3 separate regions of the Mus musculus genome follow, and regions 2 and 3 are each linked to region 1. Evidence: chromatin loops called from intact Hi-C (ENCODE). Cell type or tissue: left cerebral cortex. All regions are shown on one strand.

Region 1 (8,000 bases):
TCCGGTCGTAAGGGGAACAATCTCATTTCCTTTACTGATGTAAAAAAGTTATGGATTTTTGTTTTGTTCTAGACTCTAAGGAAAGAGAAACAGTCACGGTTCTTGAGAAGACCCACGTGAAGTGCAAGGTATCAAGAGCAGTTCTGTTTACTCTGGTCTATACGTAGCACAGAGCTTTTAACCGAGGTGCCGTTACTGACGTATGGTACGATTCATGCAGACAGCAGCCTCATCTCCAGGCCTGACCCGTACACAAGTCTGTTCTTATATTACTGACTTGCACCTCTTATTTGTCCTGCAGAGGAAGGTAGTGAGTGCTACTGCTGCCTGATGGGGTGGCAAACTGGGTTGTTTCCTGCCTGTTAGAGACTGGGAGCCAAGGAGCTCTACCCAAGCCCTAGGGAAGAAACCTGTCAGCCACACAGCTTATGACCATGAAACAGACACGCTTAATTAACCCACACGGGAAAATAGTTATACAAATATGGACTCATTAGCAAAGTGAACAAGAGAAAATGAAATGATAACCACTAAATTGTTTTAAACCCATAACTAATAAGGTTTTGAGGTATTTAGGCCAAGAAACATGAAAATTCTGGATACTTACTAATATCTAGTGATCAATCAGATACTTGGGGGTAGGTTATTTATGTGCCTCACACTATATTGGGAATTACACAGAAAATTATTACTACATTAATACCCCAGCTTGACCTGATGGCATAGGCCTGTAATCTAAAATACTCTGTAAACTGAGCCAGGAGGATTACAAATTCAAGGCCAGCCGGGGAATTTAGAGAGTTCCTGTTTCAAAACAGAAATCAAAACGAGGATTGGGAGTGTAGCTAAGTTGTAGAAACCTTAACTAATGTGCACAAGGTTCAGTCCCTAGCACCACCCCAGAAGTTAACAATAATTAATACCTCCGCACTGGCTAAGTAGAATTACAGTTAAGTACTTAGCAATTAGGTATGCATATATGCATCCATTAACTAAACATATGGTCTGAAGAGAATCAAGAGCTACTAAGGCAAGCATTAACATCTATCAGCAAACAGACTTCTTTTGTTGTTTTTTATTCTTTTCTCTCGGCCTCGAGACAAGTTCCGGGCAACAAATTTCTTGGACATGAAGAAATTCTTAAAGAGCTCTTGGCACACAGTAGATACAGAGTAAGTAGGGGCCCTGCCAACACTGCATCAGGCACTCAAGGTACCTACCCTGAACGGCTGGTCTGGGATGAATGGAAAGTAAGGGATTGCCGACTGCTCCTCGCCTCTTTCTCCTGAGATACAAGAGTTTCTGAGCAGCTGCCGGTCTGTGAACACAGCTTTGAGTTCAATTGCCACATCGGCAGGAGGATCTTCAGAGTCTCCACAGGTCAAGCTGATGGCAAAGCTAAAAAGAAAACAGTGTCACTTAGCCAGGAGTCAGATGTAACATTTTAACTTGACCCAGTTCCTCCTCCAGTGGGTTCATCGGCTTTTAATGGGCTGCTACTGTTTACACAGTTTAAACACAGACACTAAGGATTACACTCAAACCAATAGATTTTGTTACCTAAAGTAGGCTCTGGTGAAAACTCCAGTGGAACTGAAAATAATTACAACTGAAGACTTCAAATGCCTCAGGCCACCCTTGCATTAATCCATCTCAGAGTTCTCAAAAACAGCCACAGAACTTGACAAGGGAAACATCTTGTAAGTTTGGTTCTTATTTATTCTAACAGGTTTGGTTACGACTACCGTGTTTCAAAACCATAAAAAAAGAAGTCTTTTGGCCTTCTCAAGGGTCAAAGATTAACTGTAGGCCTATTTTTATCATCACTGATATAAATAGCTATCTGCAGAGATGATGGCTAGGATTGATACACATTCTTTTCATGGGAACATGGTACTTTCTTGGCACTCCTAACTAGTGACACTGTGCAAGTAGGGTAAGGGGAGGAGGCAGCCGCGGGACTCAGCAATGGCAGGGCTCTGCCCTTACCTTTCGGGGTTGAGATCTACGATGCCCATCACTAATACCTTCTTGCCTGGTCTCATGCCACCTTTAATGTGCCCACAAAATGGAACTATCTGCAAAGGAAGAGGGGAGAGACAGGATGTTTATGGGCTGTTAGAGACGAGCCAAACCCTCAGCCCTGAGAATCAGACCCATTAGAAAGCAAGGAAATGCACCAGAGGGGAAAAGGATAAAGGCAGAGACACGGAGCACATTGATTTACCAGTCGTGGGAAGTACACGTCGGCTTGAACTGGAGAACCCAAGGAGTTGTTTAAGTGCCCATCATCAAGTTTCTAAAAATAGAAGCACACAGATTGGCTTTCCACAGACCCTTGTTTATTAGGGAGTGAATGGAAGGATGAGGAATCAACACAAATCTGTAGTGATCCAGCAGCCCTCCACAGACACACATACATATGATGCCTCTTTATAGCCCATTAAATAACCGCGAAACAAAACCCGGCCTTTCCATCCGGTCTAAGCCTCTGATGATCCCCAGGCTCTTGAGACCGGATCAAATTCAAGGTCGCGGCCCACCCGGGAAGCAAAGCCCGTGTAGGTGGGCGGCAGGCCCCTCTCCAAGCACAAACGCTCCCGGAGTCTCTGCCCCCTGGCCTGTCCTCGGGGACGTGGCTGGAGTGCAGCGGCAGCGCTCGGCTTCTCTCCGGAGCCCCCGGCGCGGGACCGTTTCCAAAGGGGTAAATCCCGGACGCCGGGACCGCGGCCCCACACTAACCCACGTGCACGCACACGCGCCCAGCGCGCACCTGGCCGGCGCCCTCCTGCCCCGCGCCCGGGGCCCCCCGAGCTCGCACCCCGCGGCGGCTGACAGGTACCGCGCTTCCCGCGGCACCGCGGGTCCGTAGTCCTTGCCCCGGCCCTCTGAGCTACCCGCCTCGCGGGAGGCCGCTGCACTCACCACCACGGCGTCGCTGTCGGCCACCGACCCCGCCATGTTCCTGCAGCGAGCGCCGGGGACGCGGCGGCGGGCGCGGGTCCGAGCCGGGCGCGCGCACACACGGGCGCGCGTGCACGCCCCAGGCTGGCGCGGCCGCAGGCCCGGGAGGGGGAAGGGAGGCGGGCGGCGCGGAGATCGCGGCGGCGAGGGGATGACGGTGGCGAGGGCCGCAGTGCGTTGGCCTGGGGTGGCATTTAAAGGCGGCAGGGCTCGGCTCGGGAACCGAGAACCGGGAACAGGGCGGGGACGGGGCCCGGGAGCCGCGGCTTGCTAAGCGTGCCCTGCCCTACGGCCATTGGACCACGGCTGAAGGCCGGAGGGCGGTGGCCTGTCGGCGGGAAGGTGGGTGGGGCTGGGGAAAGGGGTGAAGGGAGGGCCCAGGTGGGCCAGGTGACAGGTGCTGGGGACACTCCTGGTCGGTACCCTACTCACTCACCTCCTTCCGCATCCTGGGGGACTGTGGGGGTGGATCAGGAGTGAGGTCGAGAGAAGGTGGAGGACTCCAAAGAGGAAGACCTGGTATGGCTTCTTTCAGAGAATTCCAACCTAGTGGGAGGAAAGATAGTTGCACTGTTTGGAGGAGAAGGAGAATGGAGGTCCAAGGCTTGTACATATTTGACCCTAAATAAAGAAGCAGCCAGGACTCTAGGGGGACAGTTTGCTGAGCGCCGACCAACCCTCTGTTCCCAGGGAAGCGCAGGCTAGTGTCGGGGTCCCGGAAGCATTCTTCAGCAGGTGCCCGGCCAAGCCGCAACTTGAAGTGGACACAGTTTCTGTCCTTAGCTATTTTACGTCACTTGCTTAGTTTGGGGTAATGGAGTCTCCAGTCCTTCTTTGTGTAATACTTCCTAGGGAATACACTCCTCTTTCACGCTAAGGCTCAGACTCCTGTAATGGTATCCTGACACTAGCATAATTATGTAACTTCTCAGATAAGGCTGTATCAACATACTCTCTATTAGGTGACATACTCGGCTTGCCCAATGCACTGTGTGAATCACCACACTAATAAGCAAGGAGCTTGAGCAAGTGAGCTGCTACAGTCCCAGAGGGGCCCTTTGGGGGACCTGGCGTCTCTGCAGCTTTTGTGTCCCTTTATGGACCAGTGCTAATCATGGTAATCTCTGTGGGACAGGGAACATGCCTGTAATCCACAGTCGGAGCCTTTGTGGAAGTGGTTCTCAGAATTAGAGACTGAAGAGTTGTCATTGTGGCTCCCATTTTGCTCCTGTTTACTCATCTGAGCTTGAGAATCACACCTATTAATTATTCTAACATACTAGGCAATTACAAGAAACTTGATATTTTAAAGTCATACTTTGATTCTCTGAATTTCTAAGAGTCAGCATAGGGAAAAAATCATTGAATTATTTGCTATTAGCTAAGCGTGGTACAATATATCATGGTTATTATAAAGGGCTGGTGTCTTGGGTCCAAATTTAGTTTCTTATTACTGATAGTAGCGTGCCTTAATTTCTTCATCAGACATGATAATAATTACTACGATGATCCTATCTTGAATTACTGTGAAGATTAATAAATTGGTTCACACACCTTCCCCAGAAGAACACTCAGCACATTCTAAGCAACAGTTTTGAGTGTCTGCTGTTGACCAAGAGCTGAGAATTAGCAGGGGCATTGCTGAAATTACATTGTAGCGAGGAGAGGCAGACATAAGCAAACTTGCAAGTATATAGGTAGTAAGACAGAAAAATAAGGCGGGGAGGAGGAGAGTGCAGGATGATGCTATTAAAGTAGGGTAGTCTGGGAAAGTGACATTGAGAATTCTGAAGGAGGGAGGGAGAAAGGGAGGGAGGAAGGGAGGGACAAAGGGAGGGCTGGCTCAACCTCCAGAAGAGGTTGCTGGCTCAGGAACTGTAAAGATAAAGTTTGCAAGATGGGACCTGTAGATTAATGCTGGACATGTGGAGCAGAAGTGAAGGCTGAGGTCTTGGAGACACCTTTTACTTGAAGGGAACAGAAAGACACTGGAAGTTTCTGAGCCAGGGAGAGGAGGTTTGGTTTTGGAGGTTCTGGGGAGCAAACCCATGGCCTTGTATGTGCAGGGCAAGCATACTGGCACTGAGTCACATCATGGACCTGTACTCTCTGATGTTGACGCATCCCTGTAGCTGATGTAACAAGGGCCAGAGAACAGGCAGCATGTAGCCAGGGCAGGAGGACAGGAGGAGGGGGCTCAGGTTCTGTGTACCTGCATCTGTGCTCACAGATTTCTGACATTGTGAGGAGACCATTGCCTGCAGCTGGGCCACCACCCTGCCCAATTGCTCTAAGAACTGGGACTCAACAAAGATTTGCAAAATATCCCACTGCTGAGGTTTGTTATCCCATGATGCTGATTCCCTCAGACTCCCACTGGGAAGGGAAGCCACAGCCCACTCTAACAAACAGGGCCCCACACACTGCTCTAAGTCCATTAGGCACTTAGTTTTTAATAACTGTTTTTGTCAAGCCAGTCTCCACTCTTATGAGCAACATTCACACAAGAAAAAAAAAAAAATCTCCAAACTCAGCATTCTTTGATTGCCTACTTAGGTAGGAGGGCACAACTTATCAAACAACTTTTCTGTATTTCAAAACATGATTACAGGTTTTAATTATTTTAGGAACTATGGCCTAGTTATCAAATGATTCTTTTAGACATACACAGAATTTTCTCATACCCAAACAATTAGGAGAATGCTGTAAAACTTGGCAGTCAACACTAGTTTTGAACATTTCATTAACTTCGGTTATTTATGGGGAAGCTAGATTCAGCCTCCGGTGTGTGTTTTAATTACAGACCAAAATAAAAGCCTCCCTCTGAAGAAGATGGTCATGACCCATTCCCTAGAGGAGCGTGGGGCTTCAAAGATGCAGTTCCATGTCCCCTTGTCCCCTTCCACATGGCAACAGAAGCCTGGCAAGGAGGAGGCAGAGGACCCTGCTTCTGCCTTCAGAGCTGGTGCTGTGAACAGGAGGTGTTTGGAGACTCCTCACAGCCAGATTAGTGCCTGTTCTGGGAGTCGCTGCCACGTACCCAAGCCTTCTCTCCAGCTTACCTTCAGCGATTTCCAAGAGACCACTGACCTGAGTCCAGTGCTTGATCTGCCAGAGTGTGACAGGACTGTGTGACTGAACCTGAAGTCTAATTACATCTCTTCATTGTTTCTGGACACTTCTGGTTGCATTTGTTGGCACGTAGTCCTCCCTTTTGTTGTTTTTATGATTTTATTTTATTTTTTTATTTGGTGGTTTAAAGGGCTTTTTCATCTTGTAGTTTTGCAGAAACTTGCCTGGTTTGGCTAGAAGGAAAGAGACATTCTGTCCCCTGGGGATTTAGACGCCCTGACCCACAGGAGGGAAAACGGGAAGCATCTACCTGGCTCTCAGGAGTTGGAGAGGAAATGTCTAGCTGACACAGACCTCCAGCCTCCTTCAAAGCTGGAAACTAACAGCCCAGCTTCTACAAGGAACATGGAAGTTTAAGTTTGATATCTACAGTGAATGTCCATGTACTTTGCATATCTAGCAGTTCATTGAGCTGGGCTGTGCTTTAATTGCTATTTTGTTAATGTTGTACTTTCATAAAAAAGACTAAGCATGGTGGCAAAGGTCTTTAATCCCAGCACTGGGGACGCAGGGGCAGACAGATCTCTTGTGAGTTCAGTGACCAGCCTGGTCTATGTATCAAGTTCCTCAGGTAAGCCAGGACTACATAGTGAGACCACCCTCTGCCCCTGGCAAGACAACAATGCAAAACCCTGAGAGCAAAGTCAAAACCAAGCACACACACATCTTCACTTAAAGCGCCTAGCTCTGAGTATGGTAAGGACACCACTGTTACCATAATGCTGGGGCTAAGGACACACCATTCCAAAATAGTCCACCCACAGGGTAGCTCTTTGGCATATTTCAGCTGGTTTATCCTGAGAATTTGCAGTTAGGAGTAGCTCTGAAAAAAAAAATTCACCTATTGTACTGGCTAGTTTTGTGTCAACTTGACGCAGCTGGAGTTATCACAGAGAAAGGAGCTTCAGTTGAGGAAATGCCTCCATGAGATCCAGCTGTAAGGCATTTTCTCAATTAGTGATCAAGGGGGAAAGGCCCCTTGTGGGTGGTGCCATCTCTGGGCTGGTAGTCTTGGTTCTATAAGAGAGCAGGCTGAGCAAGCCAGGGGAAGCAAGCCAATAGGGGACATCCCTCCGTGGCCTCTGCATCAGCTCCTGCTTCCTGAACTGTTTGAGTTCCAGTCCTGACTTCCTTGGTGATAAACAGCAGAATGGAAGTGTAAGCTGAATAAACCCTTTCCTCCCCAACTTGCTTCTTAGTCATGATGTTTGTGTAGGAATAGAAACCCTGACTAAGACACCTATAAAAGAAATAAACTGTGTTAGTAATTACCTGTATCAGGAAGCAGTATGCCCCAAATGATTTTATGCCTGGAGAGGACATAGAACCAGACAGCCTTTATGCACCACGAATTTCTAGGTTCACTTTCCCATAACATGTCATTCCCCACCCAAGCCCCTGTTCTCCGTAGCTTAGGGTGCTATACAAGCTTCTGTCTTCTGCCCTTTCTCTGATTCTCCCATTTTTTTGACTCTTGTGGCAATGTGTATAATTAATATGATTTTGCTCCTCTTAATCTGTCTTACGTCAGTTTAATTCATAGCCTAGGCAAAGAACTAGGAAGTCAAAGGGAAGCCATCTTCCTAGCCTTACATTTATATAATTTATTCTACCTCTGCATACTGTTGCTTCCATGTGGCAATGTTCAGAATGAGTCTTTGAGCCTCTCTGCCAACATGCTGGCCTGGAAAAATGAAGATCAGTGCTTCAAACTCAGGAGCTAGTTCCAATATTCCCAATCAGATAGGCCCTGCCCATCCAAACCCACCCTATCTGATGATTTCCAATATAGCTGTTCCGGTGGCTGCTTCATAGACTGAGCAAACTGTTGAAGAATGTGTTTTTAGCATTTCTTTGTGGTAGCTCAGGATGAGCACATGAACACACATGTACCACTGGGCTGT
Region 2 (8,000 bases), 260 kb after region 1:
TATATGGAACTATATTGTGAAGGAAAAGACATAGTTTCAAGACTTCACAGATCTTGATAGACACACACACACCACCTTGGTTTCTATACCTGTGTTTATAGCACAGCTATTATCTAAATTGTGTTCTATCTACTTTATTATTGTGGCTTACATGAAAGTACTGTAAAGTACTATTTACTATGCCTATATCCTAAGGACTACACTAAGCATTGGCATGCATTTTATCCCTCAGGAGAAACCAGGGTTAGAGTTGAACATTGTGGCACATGCCTGCAATACCAGTATTCAGGCAGAAGCAAGAGGATATCAAGTTTGAGGCCAGCCTGGGATATACAGTGTTTCTGAGACAAGTGTAAGACACCTGGAAAGGCACTCTGTTAAAACAAAACAAAAAATCAAAAGGAGCCAGAGGAACAGCTCAGCAAGGACAGGAGCTCTGACTGCACGGGACTCTCAGAACCCATGGAAAGGTGGAAGGCAGAATCAATTTCACAAAGTTGCCCCTTGGTATCCACACCTACGCACATACAGAATAATAGTAAGGAAGGAAGAAAGAAAGGAAAAAGAAAACATAGAAATAAATAGTGATGTTTATCTAGGAGATGAGCTTATCACCAAATGTATGAGCCTCAGAGTGAGGATGAAGTTGCTGGTGGAGCGGCCAGATTCAGTGCAATGCTTGGGTACACCTGAATCTAAGGAACATATTCTATCTCATGAAACTGCTGTCGGCGTGTAGTCACTCTGCTTAGATTGAGTTGTGTAGAACTAGAACTGCCTTTAAACAGGATAGAAATTTGTTTTCCTCGGAATCTTAAAGCAGGAGGCAGAGTCCAGAGCAGGTGTGTCAGCCCCATGATCATTAGGGACATAACTTCCATGTTTCTGCTTCTCCATCCACAGTTTGCTTGTTTTAGGTTGAGATTTTCATTTTATCTTCACTACTGTGTGTCCATGTTTGTTTTACTTCTGACAGCTATTCCATATTTCAGAATCCACTCTTCTAACTTACCACAACTCAGTCTAAACAATATGAGTCCCTTTCCTCCTTCAGTCCTTTGAGTTATTTGTTGCAAAACATTTTACTTTTGCACAAGTTATGGTCTTATACAGTGTTGTTGTGTTGTAGAAAATATCAATTCTGACCCAGGATTTCTACCTCACCTTTATCATTTAGTTCTCATATGAAACACACACACAACCTTTACATGTAGTATGTAGTTTTTATTACCCCACTTTAGGCTCCAGGCAGACCATACTATCAGCCACACCCAGGTCCCCTCAGATCCATGGATGAAAGACACACATACACACACATACACACAGAGTCACAGACACATACACACAGACACACACACATAAACACACACACACACACAGAGTCACAGACACATACACACAGACACACACACACATAAACACACACACACAAACACAGACACACACAGAGACACACAGAGAGACACACACACAGAGAGACACACGCAGACACATACACACACAGATACACACATAGACACACACAGACACACACAAACACAGACACACACACAGAGACACAGACAGACAGACAGACAGACAGACACACACACACACACACACACACACACACACACACACACTAGCTCATCTTTGATATGCTTTAGCTCAGTGGCCAGGCTCTCCTAAGCCTTCTTCAGCTTTTACACCCTTCTCTTCACTCCCAGCTCAGTACCTCTAATTCTGCCCTTTACTTTGTTGCCCGTTTATCCTCTCCTTGTTCAGCGTCCTAAATCTGCCCTCAGCTTGATTATGTTTCTAATATCCCACCTGCTACCCCAGGCCTAATTGGGGAAGAAGCTGATGGCCACTCTGCCTGAGATCTGACATGGCTGATGTTTTTTTCCCCATCTGAAGCATGGCAAATCTTTTCTCTCCTTGATCTGCTAGTTTGCCTGTGTGGAGTGGGGGGTAGAGGCTGGGGGAGAGGGGCAGACTGCAAGTCCTGCCTATTCCTCCGAGCTCATTGGCAGCTCGCATCTTTACTGATCAATCAAGAACCAACTGGGGACAGGACCTTCAGGTTCCCATGAAGATTCCTGATCAGAGCATCAGAACAACCCCTACATTTATATTTATAATAAGCCGTAAACAGCACAAGAACTGGGCAGCTATCTACCTTCTATGCTATTAGAATCTACTTTCTTATAGATAAATACAAATTATTACTTAATATTTACTATGTTTCATCTGGGATGCTCTTAACTCCCACTGGACAGCCCCCAGGGTTGCACTTTTATGGCTCACTTAACCCATGGTGGCTTCTCCTCCCTCCTCCTGCACTCCTCTCCTCCCTGTCTCCTAGGACTCCAAGCCTGAGAAGCCTAAACTCCACTTATGTCTCTTCTGCCCAGCTATTGGCTGTTGGCATCTTTATTTACTGATCAGAAATAACTTGGGGGTAGGGTCACAAGTCTATGTACAGACTCCAAGTCTTGGGGGCCCACATTTAGCATTACAATAGAGAGCAAGATCAAACCTCAACATTGTTGTTTTTGCCTTAAATTATCTTTAAAATGTTTTTGATGAAGGGGGATCTTACATATTTACAATTTTTGGCATTCAGGCTGTTAGGCTTAAGAGTGAGCACTCAACCCCACTGACCCATCTCATAAGTCCTGTGGTAGTTTTTATATGAATGCGCATTTACCCTGATCAGGGTCCATTAAGCTTCTCAAATATATCTTATCAAAAACTCATGTTTGAATACTGCTTCCAGAAGAAATAAAAAAAAGATGACATTCTTTAGCATATTACCCCCACCCTTCATGGGCTTAGCTGTCTCCTTCATTTTCTTGAAGTTTCCTCATGCCTCTCTCCCCAGTGTGCTTCTGCCACCGCCAGCAAATGTGCCATTAGCCTCTGTGTCCTCGAGCTCCCTGCTCCTTCACTGCTCTCTTCCACCTTTGCCAATAAAATACACAAACGTGGAAGCCGTGAGTCAGCCCACATTCAAATGATCTTTGAAGCACTTCCTGACCCTGCCTGAGTCTGAGGTAGTCTGAATTTTCCTATGACAGCATAGATCACACTGAGTCCATTTATCTGTCTCTTCCTTGGCAGAGAGAGGGGACAATGAATACAAAGTATGTCTCTTTTATATCTTTACAGCTCTATTTTTGAGGCCCAATAAAGTGCCTGGCACATAGTAAATACCTTTACTTGTTTTTTAGTATTTTATTTAAATATCTACATTAAATATTTTAAATACAGGTGTCTTGCCTGCATATATGTCTATGGGCCAATGAGGCCAGAAGATGGTGTTGGATTCCCTGAAGTTACAGGAGGCTGTGAGTGTCCACATTGGTGCTGGAAAAGAAGCCAGGTCCTTTGGAAGCGTGACCAGTGCTCTTAACTGCTGAGCCCTGCTGAGCCATTCTCTGTCTCCCGTGTACTTGTTTCTTAAATTACTTATTTCTTCATTGATCAAATAATTATGTGGTCTGTGGGCATCCAGGGTTTTTGATCCTAAGACTATTTGAAAATCCTTAGTTTCCCATCTTGAAATAGATGTCTGATTCCTTGGCATTAATGTTTTTTCTTCCAGGTTCTAGGTACTCTATTAAGGGAAACTGAGGCAAATTACCTGTAAACCTTCTGGAGAGCCAGTACTGTGTTTTCTCACACCACCATACATGCATACCTGGTCATTTAGAAAGGGTGTAAGACTTAGCTGAGCACAACATACCCATACCATGTTTCAAGGTGCCGTATGTTGTAATTTGATAGTGAGAAACTTGAATCGGCTAATACATACATTGAACAGTTCTGAACTCTCTCTACTTATCTTTTGAATATATATTTATGGAATCTGGATGTTTGAAGAACTATAGATTTTCAGATGAACAAATTGCAGTACAATGATCCAACAATGCTGTTAATGCTGAACTTGGGTTGGAATTAAATGTAACTAACCGAACAAAGAAATTACAGAATTCTGTTAATGGTCACGCTCCCTACAGTTTTATAACCTAATTGTTAAAACACTAAGAACAAGTAGATTTTTAGTACCTTGGGTAATTCTCTTGAAGGAGGCAAAGGAAGGGGGTATTTATGATTTGCAGAAGAAATCTAAACAACCAAGGAGACTGCCATGTCAAGAGGAAGTTAGATTTCACTGGGCACTTGGAAGTGGTTGGGGGTGGGGTGAAGCAGGAGGGACTGGCTGTGGGCAGGAACCCAATGGCACCAAAGACACAAGACCAGCCTTGTTTAGTCAACTACAGTCCAGAACCTTCAGGCTTAGTGAATGGGTGACTATGGCAACAGTCCCCGCCCCAACCCCCTTGCGCGTGCACAGCGCAGAGCCAGCAGTAGGCTCCTCCACAACAGATACTTTTTTTTTTCTCTCTCGGTAAAGAGAACTACAGTTCCCAAGAGCCCTCTCGGCACCGCCTCGCGATGTGGCCCTGCCCCTTACCCTTATGCCCCGCCCTCCCGCTAGTCCCGGTCCCTCCTTCCCAGTGTGTGTCAGTGACCCAAAGGCGGTTCGAGGCGGAGGGACCGTCGGGGGCGCCGCCGCCGCCTTCTCCAGCGCCAGCAACAGCAGCAGCAGCGGCAGCGACAACAGCAGCAGCGGCAGCAGCGGCCGTGCGGCGCCACCGGATCTGCCTGCAGCCCGGGGAGCTCACCACAAAGCGGGCCCGAGCCTCCCTCTCTAGTCCGCGCTCGGCTCTGCGTTCCACTCGGCCTCGCGGGGCTCGGCGGCTGGCGGGAAGGCGGCGGGCTCCGCTGGTGCCTGCGTTCAACCGGTGCTCGCGCCGCCCCCGCGCCCCGGGTGTCCGTGCGGCGGGCCGAGCTGGCGTTCCGGCCACCAGCAGTCGTCCGGTGAGTGCGGCGCGGGCGGCGAACGGGGGCGCGAGGGCCGGCGGCGCGGAACTTCCTCCGAGCCTTTGCCGGTGGCGGCGCGGCGGCCTGCGCGCCCGCCCGCCCGCGGGGAGGCGGCGGGGAGCAGAGTTTGCGGCGCCGCATCCCGCGCGGAGGGAGGAAGCGCCTTTGTGAGGAGCTGCCCGGAACGCCCTCCCCCACGGCTGGAGCGGGTGCGCGGCGGAGGGGAGCCCCAGCTCGGCGGCCCGGTTCTCGCTCCCGCGGCCAGGCTGCAGGCCGGCGAAGTGGAAGGGGAACAAAGGGGCGGTGGGCTTTTCTTTTGTTTGTGTGAATCTGATAACTTCTCAGCTTCCTTACGTAACACAGAATTCCAAGTTAGTCATTCTTTTTATTGTTATGATTATTGTCATCATCTCTGCGTGCCTCTACGTTTCCTTTCATCTTGGGAATCTCAGAGCATTTTAAAAACACTAATTAATTTCACCTCCCGGCCCTTGCCAAGCCCGTTTCCGTACGTGGGTAAACTGAGGTCCAGAAAGCCCTCAAATTGATGGATACGCTTGATGTACCGCGCTGGTGTCTGAGGCTCCGAAAGCGTTTATGAGTAATAACTCATTCTCCAAATGCCCTGTGGAAAAGTTAAAGATGCTCATTTTACTTACAGGTTAAATGAAGTCTGGAAGAAGTCTAGGTAATTGTTAGGTAGTTGAAACAATAATTCTTTTTAAATAGTATTTGAATCTTAAAACCTCAAAGGACTTTCTGAAAAATGTTCCGAGTGGTGAAGATACTGTAAGTCATCAACTCACTTCGCCATATATTATGTTTATATGTGCAGATCTCTTACAAAGTCAGACAACAATGATGAGGGAGGGGATAGTTTTTACTTAACCTACATTTAACATGTTTAGTCACTACTCACAATATGCTCGTTGGTTTTAGCCCCAGCACTCTTCCATCAACAAATATTGAGCATCTCATCCACAGGACGCTTTATTAAACCGAGAATTGAAGCTTTTGTGTATCAAAGGTTGTCTGTTTTGATTCAAAGGCTCTTTACTTTCGGGTAGTAGAGTGTTACTTTGTCTTCGTAGCAGGTGATCTTTTGTGTCAGATAGCACAATGTCTTTTCTCCACATTAACCGAGTTTGCCTAGTCGTGTGAATTTAAAGTTTTTGAATTGTGAACAGGGTGCAGTTCCTCAATTTCTTGTTTCGGTTTATGATGCATTTTCACAGGTAACAACATATTTCCCCAGAGTATTCAAATACACATACTTGAAACATTCTCCTTATTGTCTAAATATAGCATATAATTTCTTTGGGTTTCTTTCTTTCTTTTTTTTTTTTTTTTCACAGTTAACATCTGTAGTAAATACTCTGAGGGCAATTAATCTTTTAAACACTTTTGGTATCAAATGGAAGGTGTGAAAACTTTAAATCAAGTGTTATTTCTACAAGTTCTTTTCCTAAGTTGTATGAGATTTAGAACTGTAATAGCATTATTTTCATTTACACACTTAATTTAATTTTGTAATGCCCCCAGATTTTAAATCTAGTAGGTGTGTCAGAAAACGAAAGTGAGACTTTAGATATTTTTTCTTCTGTTCCCCAACCTATCCCCTTTCTGAAGTTTGTTAAGAGATCTGTTGAGCAATTTGAAAATGGAACACTTAAATGTATAGAAGATTGCTTATATGGTTATAGTGTTTCATCTGATAAATTTAAGGAATCTTAACCACCTAGGTTTTTAGTGTAAACTGGAAACCACCTTAGTTGGAGACTTGGCGGTTATTTGTGTGTTCCTTAAAATTAGCATTTAAGTAACCTTGTATTGACCTTTTCTGATAGTACTTACCAGCCAGCTCTACCAGGACCATTTGTACTTTTAAGGAACCCACTAACAACAGTGCTTTTGTCCTGTCCGATTCCAAGAGTCCAGAGGCAGAAGTTAGTGAAGTCTGGGTTTGCTGCCTTCCTGAGTTCTTTAGGATGCTTTAAAACAAATGGCTGAACATTACAGGGCAGGAAACAGAGCTATTGAGGCAGTTTTCAGAGGGAAGCCTCAGAGGGTTCCTATTTGCCTTAGTTTCTGCTTCTGTTTTACTTGTCAAAATGTCAGTTAAGTCCCTTGATTTAGAATGTGCTCCACTGTGGTTGCCCAGTAGATAGGTGTAAAGGGCTATAGAATTCTGCTTTGTGAACAGTTTTTCTGTTCACAGAGAAATGTAAAGCAGATTGAAAAACCCATTGATAGGCTCAAAAGTAATAGATAAGGCAACTGACAAAGACTTTAGGAAGTATAATATTAAATATTCCTGGAAACATTTATAAATAAGGAACAAAATTCTAGTTGAAGTCCCAGACAATAAATTACACATAGCACGGTCTTTCAATTTATAGATTTGTAGCCGTCTTTCTCAGAGCCCTTCTTCATATGTCATAGAAAAGTCTATATAAGATACTCTTTCAAATGACTCGGGCTGTTCTAGAGTTTCTTACTACACTCTAGAGTTTCTTTTTACACGTCATTGTTAGAGTCTCACCTCTGCTAGGGAAAGCTCACCTAGGCCTACACTAATTTGTAGGATCTTAAAACAAGAAATACAGGTCACTCAGAGATCTGGATATGATTTCAAGTTATCTATTAGTGTTTTCTATGCTGTTTTAATAGATACGTGCTTGGAAATACTGGCTAACATGCTATACTTAGTAAATTCTAAGTCATCTTTGTTCTTGTGCAAGGAATGTGTGCTAAGGAGAAGCATGAGATCTCCTGGGGGGAGTTTACAGGTTTGGTTTGGTTTGGTTTGAGAGGTTGTTTTTGTTTTCAGATCAGATTTTGCCTTGTAGTATTTCCCACCCTAGCCTTGAAATGAAGGTCCTCCTCCCTAGCCTCCCCAGCAGTGCTCCATGCCTGGAAGATTGGAATCTTTTGATGCAGTAGGTAGCCACTTTCAGAAATAATTTAGAGAAAAGGGGCTCCATTGACTGACTGAGGAGAAATGAATTGCACGTGATTCTCAAAACATTTTTCTCCCAAGAATGTTACATGGGATATTTTAGATGATGGAGATCATCAAAGATGATGATGGTGATGATGGTGGTGGTGGTGGTGGTGGTGATTTTGTCACA
Region 3 (8,000 bases), 69 kb after region 1:
GTATGTATCATACACACACACACGCACACACACACACATTGAAAAAGAAAAAACTTAGAACGATTCCTTTAACAGGAACTTCCAGTCACCTGACATGCAAGTCACAGACTCTGTCAGGCATGCCTCCATCATCCTGGTCTTAGCTGTGGGCAGTTTCTCCCCAAAGGCCAGGGACTCTCTCTCTCTCTCTCTCTCTCTCTCACTCAGACACACACGCATGCACACACACACACACACACACACACACACACACACACACACACGACTCTTCTCTCCAGTTTCCAGTGATCTCATGACCTGTAGGCGAGGCGGAGAGGAATGAGATGTCTCCTGCATTTCAGTCCTTGAAAGGGATGGGAATGAGGCCAGAGGGCCCTTGTGGAATGGAGGCATCTGCAAGAGTCACTAAGGTCCCTGAGCCTCTGGGACTGCCCCTCACTGCAGCCGAAGGCCACCAATGGGTCCACGCGCCCCCAGAGCTGAGAAGCAGAAGAGCTGCAACCCTTAGTTCTTCAACATCAGCTTTTCTACAGCACCCAAGTAAATGGAAACTGAAGGCTGTGTTAAAGCTGGCCTCACGAGTCTAGGTCCCAGGGTTTGATTTATTCTCAAGCTCAGTGTATTGTAATTGTTGTTGTTTGGTTGGTTTTGGTTTTTCGAGATAGGGTTTCTCTGTATAGCCTTGGCTGTCCTGGAACTCACTCTGTAGCCCAGGCTGGCCTCAGAAATCAGAAATCCGCCTGCCTCTGCCTCCGGAGTGCTGGGATTAAAGGCGTGTGCTACCACTGCCCAGCTAGTTTATTGTAATTTTGATAGAGTTTCATTTAGTTAAAATCATTTAGGCTCATTGTATATCAGTGGATATCAACAGCTTTTAACTGTCAAGGCTCTGACACCCTGTGAGTTTTGTACTGTTATAGCACACTGGCCCAAAGCTGACCTTTTTCCTGTGAGCTGCCTCCTGGAGACAGCTGCTGTCAGATGCCCGTTGCTTTCCCTCAGGTCCTCCCAGCCACGGCAGTGGTTGCTTCTGGCTGGTGTTCATTGTCAGAGCTCTAACCCCAGGGCCAGCTTCAGGAAGGTTCTCACATGTAAAGTTGTATGGAGACTGCCCAACGGCTGTGCTCCAGACTTTCGTTCTCACAGCCCTTGAGGCCTTTGACCTTGTACAAGGCTCCTGCCTGACTGGGTGACCACAAGGAGACACCTTCTGGGATGACTGAGGGGAGAAAAGGACACCTTGCACCAACCCCTCCCCACCTGCTCTCACTTGTCCTCATACCTTCTCCAGAGGCCACTGGGGGAGAAGGGACATTCTGGGGAACTCCTCGTTTCTTCAACTGTGTCCCTGCCAGATGGGCACAGTTTTCAGCTGGAGAGACGGGTGGGCAGTTGTTTCCTTTATAAGAGGAGCAGCTTGAATGTGATTTTCCACACACTGACTCATGGGACTGTTGGTGTGGCCTGGACTTTGGCATGTGGTTCTGTCTCTTGCTGACTTGGAGACGGGGCTGGGGAAGCTGCTTTGATCTAGTAACATAATTTCTTCCATGACTGGGTTTTACCCATAAGGACACTTATTTTCTTCTCCAGTCTGAGGACACAGTGTGGGGATCTCTCACAGCGTCCTCCTGCCTGAGGATTCATCTGACTATAATTGAAGTTGTCTGGACTGAGCTGCCCTGGGAGGCATTTTGGTGTGCAGAACCAAATGTAAAGGTTTATGGGTATTCCAGACAGGACTCCCTGGCTGTCTTTTTAATGCCACCCAACTTTTAGGGACATTTGTCTGAGGAAGTGACTCTGCTGATTCTCCCTAGTCATTAGTTTCCTTGGTTTCCACTTCCTGTTTTCCATCTTGACTGGGTTCCATTCACACCAAGGCAGCAAAGCCTCACCCCTCCCAGGCCTCATTCCTGGACCCAGTGGACAGCAGGCAGCAGGGGAGCACACGCCAGTTAGATGGTAAGTTAGGCCATCGCCCAGCGTTGAGCCCAAGATCCCTCTGTGATCTGGAATACTGTAAGACAAAGGAGATAAAGCTCAGAGCTCCATCCCAAGCTAACTAAGGATTCAAAAGCTGTTAGCTGCTCAAGTCATCAATTAACAACTATAAATAAGAACATGAGTGCTTTCCTATTTAACAATTCAATAACACAGGCATCTACAGAGTGAAAAGTAAAAGTGCCCCGCACTGCCCCTCTTTCCCAGCATTACTAAGAGCGCTTTCCCTGCCTTGTCCTTCCTAGGGGAGGAGAAGCTTAGCACCTGGTGAGTACAGCTGTGTGAGCCCAGCAGTGTTTGGTCATCGAGAAGCCACCTGGCTATGGTGGCCCTGGGAGGGTTTTGTTTTTGTTTTGTTGTCGTTTTGTTTTGTTTTTGCCTGGTGATGTTATAGCTGCCCCACTGTGAGTACAGACATTCTGTGATGCTTATACAACGATGAGCTGCTCTAACAATTCTTTTTTTCAGAATGTGTTTATACAGTGAAGCAGCCCATGACTATATAGCCTAAGTGCAAACACCCAAGTGAATGCTAGAAGTCTATCTCCTGTCCAGATTAGAAGTTCTCCATCGTTAGCCCTTCTGCCATGATGTCTGCCTTGGGAGGGAGGGTTCTGAGGAATCTGAACCAATGTTCTTATCTCTACATACAGGCATGTGCATGCACTGCCTGATATACGTAATATGAACGTAAATACAAGTGCATACGTTTTTAAATATGTGTTGCTGTGGAAAAGAGTCTCCTATGCTCTTGAACTAGCTATGTAGCTAATGCTAACAATAAACTTCTGATTCCCCTCACCTCCACTTCACGAATCCCGGGGGTAACAGGTGTGCACCACTATACACACTACATGTGGTATTGGGGATTGAACAGAAACTATGGCCCCAGAGGACTCCAGGAACCATCAGGGACTTTGGAGGAAGGAAGAACTGAACTCAAGGCCATGCCCCATTCTCCTGTCTTCTGAGCCCCTGCAGACTTTAGTGGATGCCAAAGGGCAACCTCACCTAGAAGCTGGGGCAGAGGGATATAAAGAATGGTTCTGGGAAGGAAGGAGTAAGGCTACATGGAACTGATTCCCTGTGACCTTGTGACTTCAGAGGCAGGGAGGAAAGCCGAAGCCTGAGCTTGGTTACCCCAAGTGAGTCCCTGGGTCCCCATCTGTACCCCAAGTTTCCTAGTGGCAACGGGCTTAGGTGGAATGAATTTGGGAATGGACTGAGCTTGGCAAAGGAGCCAAACTAAATCTCCGGAGGCAGTCTCTAAATTGTTTCCAGTTCTATTTTTTTGGATGACCTGAGACAGCCCTTGATTAACATTCCCAACCCTGCCCCACAAGGGGTGAAGGTAACTTTGCTATACACAGCAGAGCCAGCAACATAGCTATAAAGAAATCAAGCCTCCAGCACAAGCTTGGCCTTGTTCTTCTGAGGTGGGGGTCTCAGTGTCTGTACAGTCAGGAAGACAAGCTTTTTTCAGGGTGATAGTAAGCAAAATTTATTTAGTCCACAAAAGAGATCAATCGAGTATAATGACCGTTTGCGTTTGTTAACAGCTGTAGACTAGTGATTCTAATGCATGAATTGTGAGGTGTATAGATAGATTTTCTATCAAATATGTATGCACACATTCTGTCAAGCTCAGGTTTCATTTTATTTAGGTGCCTACTTGGCAAATAAAACATTTTTGGGGTTGGGGGGATTGTCCAGTATCCTACCAAGTTAAACCAAATTCATTGTACGAGATATAAAGCATGATGTCATTGCTTGCTAGAATCAAATGAAATCTGTGCATTTATTAAGAGATGAGGACATAGTTTAGGCCAAAGAAAACAACCGTTAGTAATTTAAGCTCTAGTACCGGATTCTGTGGGTTCAAATTCTGGCTTTTACTGGTTATGGGATCATGAATGCAAAAATAGAGGTGCTGTCGCCTAGGCTATGGCCTGTTGTGAGGATTCAGGACTAAATGCAATGCTTGCAGAAGTCTTAGACCTTCCTACATGTGTATTGGCACGATCCACAGGGTTGTACTCCTCATTCGCTCGTCTCTCATTAGGTGTACACTGAGAATCTACTTCAGGTTCGGTGGGAGCATAGAGTTAGGTGGTCAGATTCCACAGGCCCTCATGGACTGAGGAGAAAACAGTGGCTGGCAATCCAGACAGACAAGGGGGAGCCAGAATGAGAAGAGGGCCAAGAGACTGCCACAGATGAAGGATAGCAGCCACAGGACAGTTGAGAGGTCTATAGGTTTGTTCTTGGGGTTTCTGTGGAACAAAGTTTCTGAGCTGTGTTCCATTGATCACTGGTCCCACAAAATGCTTTAAAGATCCACGCCAAACAGCTACAGAAAATGTGTACCCTGAACCCTCTTAGGAAGGCTCACAGTGTGAACTCACAACATGTACCGTAATTCCTAAGAGTCCTGCTGTTAAAAACCAAACACTAACTCTTTACCTCAGCTCTCAGACTCTGCCCCATCACGCCTTCCAAAGGGAATACTTGGTAAATCAGTCCAGCAGCGATGAATAACTTTGGAGAAGGGCAGGAGGAATCTTCATGTCAGCACAGATGCTGCAGATGGGCACTGTGGCTGTAGCAGCCTGGTGAGAACCCTGGGAGAGGAGCTGAGCTGGATCAGTGCAAGCATTCTTGTGTGGGGCAGGTGCCAATATCTAGAGTTACCTTGAAAAGGGTTGTAAATTCTGAGGAAGAAGTGACCGGTGGTCTAGACAAAGAATATTGCTTAAAAAAAAAAAAAAGAGTCCCTGGAGCACACTGCTTTTCCCTTTTCCCTTACTAGAAGGATCTCTGCAAGAAAACCTGCCCGGCTTGGCTTGGCCTCCTAGAAACCAGCTCAGACAGCCAGGAAGGCTGCACACTGGCACTGGAGAGCCTGCCAAGGGAAGCATGCATTCTTTGACTTTGGCTACTGGAATCTCTCTCTGTCTCTGCCTGTCTGTCTCTGTTTCTCTTTCCCTCTCCCTTCCTCCTCTCTTGACCTCCCTCCCACTCCTTTGCCCCTCTCCCCCACCCCCTCTGACCCTCTCTCCTTATTTGGAGCAGCTATAGAAGCAGCTGACTGAAGCTGCAGGCTGGACACCATGCCTCACATCCCGATTCCTTCTGATTGACCCTGAAACCCAAGGTGACAGTTTGCATCCACATCTCATAGTTTCTGAATGTTTCCTAAACCTAGCTAACCCACCAAAGCAGGACGTAGCCTTCTGCCTTTAGGGTAGAAACACACTGGCCTAGAACTAGTAAGAGAATTGGTGAAAACCTGCTTGGAAGGGCTGACATGTGAATGGACACGTGATTGCACATAAACCAGTTAGCACGTCTGCCATTAAGTATGCAGAAGATGCCTTTTGTTCCTGGTATTGTCTCCTGTGCACACAATAAAAAAAAAACCTCTGTAAGATTTTTGGGAAATGCTTTGACTTTAAAATTTTTTAAACATTTTTCATGTATGTTTTGCCCATACATATAAACATGCATATATACACACACACACATGAACGTGTGTGTGTGTGTGTGTGTGTGTGTGTGTGTGTGTGTGTGTACACTATGTGCATGACCATGGAAATCGGAAGAAGGTATCAGATCCCCTGGGTCTGGGGTTACAGAAGGTTGTGAGCCACCATGTGGACACTGGAAACTTGTGGGGCTGTGGGTATAGGGAAAGAGGAGGAAGGGGAGAGAGCCCGCATCCCGCCAGAGTTCCTGTGCTCTGGGCAGGCAGATGTGGGAGGACTGCTGGATGTTTTCCACTCTGCCCCGGGTGGGCATCTGGCTATGTGAAGCCACTGACCCCATTCGGTGGGGAGTGGACAAGGGGCAGCTCCCCTTCCAGGTTCTCAGTTTCCAGCATCCCGTGTTGGATACTGCAGAGGAAATGAGAATAGAATAGGGGCCCCAGGGCAACACTCTTGACCCCAGGGATATAGAAAGAGGGCAGAGGGAGAGAGGTTCTCACGCAGGCGAGTCCTTAGTCTGAGCCTTGATGAACAGAGACAGTCTCTGGTTTTAGAGCTTTATTGTAGAAAGGCAAGGGAAAAGAGAAAAGGTAGAGAGAGAGACCGGCCATGGCCAAGAGGAGCGAAGGGGAAAAAGGAGAAAGAGAGAGAAGAAAGGCTAGAGAGTAAGAAAGCTTAAAGAGAGAGAGAGAGGTAAAAGCTTAGAGAGTAAGAGAGAGAGAGAGTAAGAGGGAGAGAGAAAGAAGGAAAGTAAGGAAAGTAAAAGCTTAAGAGAGTGAGAAGGGGCCAAGCAGCCCCTCTTATAGTGGGCTTTGTTATCTTGCTGTTGCTAGGTAACTGGGAGGAGTCTAGCTTGAAGGTCAGAAGCTTAGGACATTGTCTACTTGACTACTAGCCACATGTTTCTCTTATAGGGGCTGTGGAGGCGGTAACTTGACAGGAGCCAGGGGTCCAGGAGACATGAGGGAACGCCTACCATTCCATGTAGATGGGAATTACCACCCATCGGGTTCCGGAATTCCACCTCAGCTCGACTGGAGACCAGCCTGTCTGTACATAGCCCATTGCCCCACAGAAACTAAGCCTGGGTCACCTTCAAGGACAACAAGTTCTTTTCCATTGAGCCACCCCTGACCCCTATAAGTAACTCATTACTTATGCTTGATGCATTTCTGGCTCTTGAAACTCACGGGGACCTTGGGCTCTGTGGTGGTTTTAATATGCTTGGCCCATGGGAAGTGGCACTATTAGGAGGTGTGGCCTTGTTGGAATAGGTGTGACATTGTTGAAGGAAGTGTATCTCTGTGTAGGAGGAATTTGAGGTCTCTTAGTGCTCAATCTCTGCCCAGTGTGGAAGAGAGTTCCCTCCTAGCTGCCTGTAGAAGACAGTCTCTTTCTGGCTGTCTTTGGAACAAGATGTATAACTTCAAATTCTGTATCTCCATGTCTGATGTCCAACTCTTTTCGGTTTTGTTGATTGCAATGAAATCCTTTCTCTTGGGTTAGTTCTACTCCCTGTTAGCAGCTTTCCTCAGCTCTGGCGTCACAAACATATTGGGGTCTCTAACACAACTTCAGTGTTATAGCTTCTTGTTCCAACGTCTGAGATCCACACATGATCTTCTGGTCTCCTCTAAGGAGCTTGAGTCACTTCTCCACCTCTCTACCCTTTGTAGCACTTTGTACCCTTTGTACCCTCTGGCTGACTCCACTCCACTGCTGTTGCTGGTCTTGGTGATTATCCCATGGTACTGACATCTACGATACACTGGGGTCTTCTGCTGCAGCTAGGCTTCCCAGATAGCCTGTCATGGTGTCAAGCCTCAGCTTCTTTACATGACCCCTTCAGTCCTGGGTCATCAACTGCAACTGAGGCTATGCCTTCACTAATGGCCATTCCTGGCTTCTCACAGTGCCGAGCCTCAGTTTCTCTCCATGATCCCTCCATGCTTCAGAACCAGGACCACCTGGTGATTCTTACACATTACCCAGTCTGGCTGCCAGCCTAATGCCAATCTCTAGAACACAGTTTCTTGGTGCTCTCCGAAAATACTTCTCAGAGGAGTTCATCTAAGTGATGCTGGCCTCTTCTTAACCAGTGCTAATTTCTTAGCTCCAACTACCCAGCATAAATGGTTCCAGGATCCCTTTCTATTCTTGACTCTAAAGCCAGAGCCATGGGGCTGAAGATGCTAAGTTCTGCTCCTTGCTGGGGCAATTACATCAACACAAACTTTCTGTTTACCAACTCCTTCACTGCCTAAACTTGACTGTCCTAGAACTTGCTCTGTAAACTAACCTTGAACTCCAAATGCCTCTGTGTCCTGAGTGATGGGATTAAAGGTGTGTACCACCATGCCTGGACCTAAACTTTTTTTAATTCCCGTTTACAAGATCTTTATAAGTTCTGGATTATAACTCATTCCAGATATAGTCAAGTTGACAACCGAGAATAAGCATCACAATTCATCCCTTGTGATTTGACATACAATAATATCTCCTTATATCTAA

The links. Hi-C counts contacts between places; a loop is a spot of excess contacts. Peaks named below come from ENCODE experiments on the same cell type or tissue, not always from the same donor. Only the 100,000 strongest peaks of a DNase experiment are listed, where the experiment ranks them.
Region 2: it touches region 1 in a loop (2.4-fold over the local background); 3 of 42 quality-filtered maps call a loop at or near these places.
Region 3: a loop joins it to region 1, with 2.0 times the contacts of the local background. A loop is called at or near these places in 5 of 42 quality-filtered maps.

The regions. Positions count from the first base shown.
Region 1 is chr11:20,828,049-20,836,048 of GRCm38, forward strand. It overlaps Lgalsl (lectin, galactoside binding-like), which reads right to left and starts at 3,060. Exons shown (of 5, transcript NM_173752.4): 1 at 2,926-3,060; 2 at 2,228-2,299; 3 at 1,990-2,078; 4 at 1,221-1,398. The coding sequence starts at 2,961. In left cerebral cortex, CTCF peaks have their summits at 60 and 3,524; DNase peaks (open chromatin) are centred at 1,265, 2,259, 2,499, 2,699 and 2 more places; H3K4me3 peaks cover 3,218 bases; H3K27ac peaks cover 2,276 bases.
Region 2 is chr11:21,086,813-21,094,812 of GRCm38, forward strand. Peli1 (pellino 1) reads left to right here and starts at 4,512. Exons shown (of 7, transcript NM_023324.2): 1 at 4,512-4,866. In left cerebral cortex, no CTCF peak of the experiment used is centred here; DNase peaks (open chromatin) are centred at 4,390, 4,980, 5,406 and 5,699; H3K4me3 peaks cover 2,999 bases; H3K27ac peaks cover 1,951 bases.
Region 3 is chr11:20,897,314-20,905,313 of GRCm38, forward strand. It overlaps Gm39608 (a long non-coding RNA gene), which reads right to left and starts at 1,431. Exons shown (of 3, transcript XR_872289.2): 1 at 1,283-1,431. In left cerebral cortex, no CTCF peak of the experiment used is centred here; DNase peaks (open chromatin) are centred at 1,430 and 4,838.